2 separate regions of the Homo sapiens genome follow, and region 2 is linked to region 1. Evidence: read pairs that join two places in POLR2A ChIA-PET (ENCODE). Cell type or tissue: GM12878. All regions are shown on one strand. Each heading gives the region's core, and the rest is flanking DNA. Links, peaks and the distances in the headings are about the cores only. Region 1 overlaps AMZ1 (archaelysin family metallopeptidase 1). Region 2 has its middle 7.4 kb from the start of GNA12.

Evidence for each region. ChIA-PET counts read pairs that join two places held together with the same protein. Peaks named below come from ENCODE experiments on the same cell type or tissue, not always from the same donor. Only the 100,000 strongest peaks of a DNase experiment are listed, where the experiment ranks them.
Region 2: POLR2A ChIA-PET joins it to region 1 with 5 read pairs; 4 of 35 experiments call an interaction of 5 or more read pairs at or near these places.

The regions. Positions count from the first base shown.
Region 1 is chr7:2,697,552-2,700,466 of GRCh38, forward strand. It overlaps AMZ1 (archaelysin family metallopeptidase 1), which reads left to right. Exons shown (of 7, transcript NM_001384743.1): 2 at 2,683-2,915. The coding sequence starts at 2,901. Among named protein-coding and RNA genes, the nearest start is that of AMZ1, 11 kb to the left of the region's middle. RefSeq lists an enhancer at 1,831-1,910. In GM12878, for the core only: no CTCF peak of the experiment used is centred there; a DNase peak (open chromatin) is centred at 1,540; H3K4me3 peaks cover 495 bases; H3K27ac peaks cover 340 bases.
Region 2 is chr7:2,850,266-2,853,180 of GRCh38, forward strand. No RefSeq gene overlaps it. Among named protein-coding and RNA genes, the nearest start is that of GNA12, 7.4 kb to the left of the region's middle. RefSeq lists a silencer at 1,374-1,493. In GM12878, for the core only: no CTCF peak of the experiment used is centred there; a DNase peak (open chromatin) is centred at 1,386; H3K27ac peaks cover 392 bases.

The DNA.
Region 1 (2,915 bases), core at 141-2,640:
TTGCTGGGACTACAGGTGCGCGTCACCATGCCCGGCTAATTTTTTGTGTTTTTAGTAGAGATGAGATTTTGCCATGTTGCCTGGGCTGGTCTTGAACTCCTGTGCTCAAGTGATCCACCCGCCTCAGCCTCCTGAAGTGCTGGGATTACAGGTGTGAGCCACCACACTCAGCCAAAAACAGCATTTTTGTAGAATGTTTAAGAATTTGGAAAATGCTCAAGATTTATGAAGCAAAAAGATACAGGATTATATATGCAGTTGGATCTTAAATTTGTAAAATATATTTGGAGAAAGAAGTTATAGAAAGCTCCAGGCTGGCAGTGATCTCAGTGGAAATTCAGTACCAGCCCCTCCCCTACTCTAAGCCAGTACGTTCCTCTGGAAAAAAAATATATTTGTGTATATTTGTGTGCACACATGTATATACAGCTGTGTCACATTTTCCCCAAAAGAAAATATATAAATTACATATATCAAATTTATTTATGTATTCACATATACATAGGAATATGAGCACATATACATGTATTTTCCAGATGAATGTGTGACACTGGAGTTAGTGGGCCAGGCGTGGTACGTATGCCCATGTTGCCACTACTCAGGAGGCTACTGTGAGCCATGATTGTGCCACTATACTCTAGCCTGGGCACAGAGCTAGAACCATTCTGTTAAAAAAAACAAAACAAAAAACAAGCAAAAAAACCAAACAGGCGTGGTGGCTCATGCCTGTAATCCCAGCACTTTGGGAGGCAGAGGCAGTCGGATCACTTGAGGTCAGGAGTTTGAGACCAGCCTGGCCAACATGGTGAAACCCTGTTTCTACTAAGAACACAAAAATTAGCCTAGCATGGTCGGGGGCACCTGTAATCCCAGCCACTTGGGAGGCTGGGGCAGCAGAATTGCTTGAACCCGGGAGGTGGAGGTTGCAGTGAGCCCAGATCACGACACTGCATTCTAGCCTGGGCGACACAGCAAGACTCCATCTAAAAAAACAAAAAGAAGTTGGGGCTCGGGGGGTCTGTGTGCAGTGGCTGACGCACTTTGGGAGGTTGAGGAGAGAGGATTGCTTGAGCCCAGGAGTTTGAGACCAGCCTGGGCAACATAGTGAGACCCCCGTCTCTACAAAAAATACAAAAATTAGCAGGACATTGTACACACTTTGTATTCCCAGCTACTTGGGAGGCTGAAGCAGGAGGATCGCTTGAGCTCAGGAGTTGGAGGCTGCAGTGAGCTATGATTGCACCACTGCACTCCAGCCTGGACGAAACAGCGAGACCCTATCTCTAAAAAAGAAATCAGGGTTAGTTAGAGAATAGGGCTGTTCATTCTCCCTGCAAAAACATAGCTGTTTCTGGTTTTCCGGCTAGGACTGGCAGGTCTTGCAACTTGACGGTCGCAGACAAGTGGGTTTTGCGTGTCTAGCTCAGCTTTCTACAGGAAGCTTGTCCGAGGGCTGCTGATTCATAAGGGTCTATTCACACGTCCTTAGCTGCACCTGCCTTGCTATATTATTTGTGCATCCCCCTTCTGTGGTTTCTGGTTCGTTTCTAGCCTCTCCCCACAACCACCCCTTTGCTTTTATCTGTTCTGCGAGGCTTCCCCTGCCCAGCCCACTCTCCATCCGCCCTGGCAGGTCTCACAGTCTCTGAACAGAGACATAAATGTAGCCCGGAACCAAGTGTGCGGTGACGACTCTCAGGCGTGTTCCTAAGTGTGGGGTTGCCTAGCTGCTGCTGCTCCGGTCAGAGCATCTGTTTTGCAGGGCGGCTTTGTCACGGTTCTGCCAGCTCCACACCCCCCACCGTCTCCTCCCTACCTGGTCCGTCCTGGGTGTTGAAATCCGCTGTTGCTTCTCCACTTCTCCCTGTTTCTAGCTGGTGGGGTTTGGCACAAACGCCTGCCCTGACTGCTTCATCTGGATCTCGGGCCCTCACGTGTGTCCTGGGGACGTCTGCGTGCTGTTGGGGCTGCGTACCCCCGCCCCCCCCCAAACATATGCTTGCTGGGCGCACAGGGACCTGCTAGGAAAGCTTGTAATTGGGATGAAGAGCTGCCGTGATGGGAGTTCTTGGGTGTTGGGGGGTCCCTAGGTGATAGGGGCTCTGGGTGAGGAGGAATCCCAGATGATGGGGGCTCTGGGTAAGGAGGAACCCCAGGCGATGGGGGGACCCAGGTGAGGATGCACACTTTGTGATCATGCCGTGGAGAGGAGCATTTGGTTTCCACCTGGAGGGGCCCTTCTAGCTCTGCAGGGAGGGGAGGAGGTCTCTCTTCCCTCCAAGGCCTCTAGACAGAGTTGGCTGGTAAGAGGGAATGGAAGAATGGCCTTGGGGGCCCTTGCCCTTCTGTGGGGGCCCATGGACACATGTCCCTGCCCCTGCCGAGTGGGAGGTACTTCCCCATACCCAGTTCTGGATGAGGGAAGCTTCTGGAAGAGACTGTGACCGTCCCCTGGGTGGCCCATGGGACCCAACCTGCTAGAGAAGATGAAGTGGTTGAATGTGTCCTTCCAACCTCGCTGGGTGGCAGTGCTGTGTCCTGGAGGGGCCAGGGCTCCCTCTGACACCCTCGTCCTCTGCAGAGCTTCTCCCCAGGCCTGGGCAGGAGCGGCCCATCCCTTGCCTGGGACATCGGGCCCTGTGTGCTCGGCAGTGAGGGGACCCCTGTTCGTGTCATCCACAGGGTGCTGTGGGCCCAGAAGCGCCCATGCCTGAGAGCGTCCAGGACCAGGCAGAGCTGGGCCTTAAGGGCCCTTGGACCAGTGTCTGTCTGCAGGGAGCCCCCGGTAGCCACTCGGATCAGCCCGAGGGAAGATTCTGGACGAGACCGTGGCCGTCCCCCGGGTGGCCCATGGACAGCAGCAGGGGCTCCCAGGAGTGGCCAGGCCCTGCCCGCCCACCATGCTGCAGTGTAGA
Region 2 (2,915 bases), core at 255-2,754, 150 kb after region 1:
CATCACTATCAGCATCATCACCATCACCATCATTGCCACCATCACTATCACCATCACCATCATCGTCACCATCACTGTCACCATCACCATCAGATCATCATAATCATCATCACCACCATCACTATCACCAACACCAACACCATCATCATCATCACCACCATCACTGTCACCATCATCACCACCATCACTATCACCAATACCAACACCATCATCACGACCATCACTATCAGCATCATCACCATCACCATCATCACCACCACCATCACCACCATCACTATCATCATCACTATAATCACCACCATCACTATCACCATCACATCATAACCACCACCACCACCACCATCACTATCACTATCACCCTATCACCACCATCATTATCACCATCACCATCACCATCACCATCATTATCACCATCACCATCATCACCATCACTATCACCATCACCACCACCATCAACATCACCACCATCACTATCACCACCATCACTATCATCACCACCATCACCATCATCATATCACCACCATCACTATCAGCATCACTATCACCATCTTCATCATCACCACCATCACTATCACCATGGTTCCACCTTAGAAGAATTGTCAATGGCATAAAAAGACATTGTATTTGGCTGGGGACAGTGGCTCATGCCTGTAATCCCAGCATTTTGGGAGGCTGAGGCAGGTGAATCACCTGAGGTCAGGAGTTCAAGACCAGCCAGGTCAACATGGTGAAACCTTCTCTCTACTAAAAATACAAAAATTAGCCGGGTGTGGTGGTGCACGCCTGTAATCACTGCTACTCATGAGGCTGAGGCAGGAGAATTGCTTGAACCCAGGAGATGGAGGTTGCAGTGAGCCAAGATCATGCCACTGCACTCCAACCTGGGTGACACAGTGAGAATCTGTCTCAAAAAAAAAAAAAAGAAAAAAAAGAAAAGAAAAAGAAAGAAAAGAAAAGACATTGTACAACAACAGCAAATCATAATTTTAAAAAATTAATGGAAGAGGGAATGGTAAACATTGATAACAAAACAAGAGACCTAGAAGATTAAAAAAAAAAAAAATCTCAAAACCCAGAGAACAAGTATAAAGAGATGGGAATTATAAGAGGAAGGGCAGGACAGTTAGAGGAGAGATCCAGGAGTTCTAATATGTGAACTGTGAGTTCCAAGAGGAAGGGGAAAGAGATGGAGAGGAGGAAATATTTAAAGAAATAATAGATTCCCTTTTCTGACAGTATAGTGAGCAAAACACTCAGATCAACCCTCCTGCAGCAACAATTTAAAATGCTGTACAAACCACACAGAAGGTTTTTTTTTTTGTTTTTTTTTTTAAGTGTTACTGAGCTGAGTAAGAAAGCCTCAGAGGCTAAAATCAAAGTGAAAGCAGAAATTCAGAGTTAAACTGACACACTGTGAGGCCTCTAGCTGCCTCAGGGGCATCTGCAGAACCCTTGTAAATCTGACCTTCTGGCCGGCACAGTGGCTCACACCTGTAATCCCAGCATTTTGGGAGGTTGAGGTGGGTGGATACCTGAGGTCAGAAGTTCGAGACCAGCCTGACCAATATAGTGAAACCCTCTCTAATAAAAATACAAAAATTAGCCAGGTGTGGTGGCACATGCCTGTAATCCCAGCTACTCAGGAGGCTGAGGCAGGAGAATCACTTGAACCTGGGAGGCAGATATTGCAGTGAGCCGAGATCGCACCGCTGCACTCCAGCCTGGGTAGCAAAGTGAGACTCCATCTCAAAAAATAAACAAAAAATAAAAATAAACAAAGACCAGCTATATGCTTATAAGAGACACACCACACTTTGGGAGGATGAGGTGGGCGGATCACAAGGTCACGAGATAGAGACCATCCTGGCCAACATGGTGAAACCCCATCTCTACTAAAAATATTTTTAAAAAATGAGCTGGGCGTGGTGGTGCGTGCCTGTAATCCCAGCTACTCAAGAGGCTGAGGCAGGAGAATAGCCTGAACCAGGGAGTTGGAGGTTGCAGTGAGCCGAGATTGTGCCACTGCACTCCAGCCTGGTGACACAGTGGGACTCTGTCTAAAAAAAATAATAATAATAAAATAAATAAATAAAATAAATAAAAAAAGAGACACACCCATTAAGGACCCAGAAAAGATCAAAGATCAAAGTAAAAGAATGGAGAAAGATTTACCACGCAAGTATTAACCATAATAAGTATAGCATATCAATATTAATAGAAGGCAAAATAGATTTTAAGCCTAAAAGAATTAGAATTACTAGTGATAGAGAGGGTCATATATGCAATAAAAGCAAGGTATAACCATTCTAAACTTGTATGCACCTAATAATATAGCCTCAAATATTTAAGGCCAGGCTGGCTGCAGTGGCTTATGCCTATAATCCTAGCATTTTGGGAGGCCAAGGCAGGAAGATTGCTTGAGTTCAGGAGTTCCAGACCAGCCCAGGTAATATAGTGACACCCTGTCTCTACAAAAATTTAAAAAATTAGCCAAGCATAGTGGTACATGGCTATTTCCCAGTTACTTGGGTGGCTGAAGGGGCATGATCACTTGAACTGGAGAGGCTGAGGCTGCAGTGAGCCATGATTGTGCTGCTGCGCTCCAGTATGGGAGACAGAGCAAGACCCTGTCTGAAAAAAAAAAAAAAAAAATAAAGGCTCAAAACTAAGAGAACATAAAGGAGAAACTGAGGAATCCATCCTCACTGCTGGGTGTGAGTGTGGGTTAAGTATATCTCTTCTAGTAATTAATAGTTCAAACAGCTGAAAAATACAATTGTAGCAGTCTAATATATGAGTAGTCTCCAAATGAACCACTTCTCCAGGTATCCATTCCCTTGTGTAACCCCTCCACTTAAATCTGGATTGGGCTGGAACTTATTTTGACAAATAGAATGTGGCAGACGCAATATTCT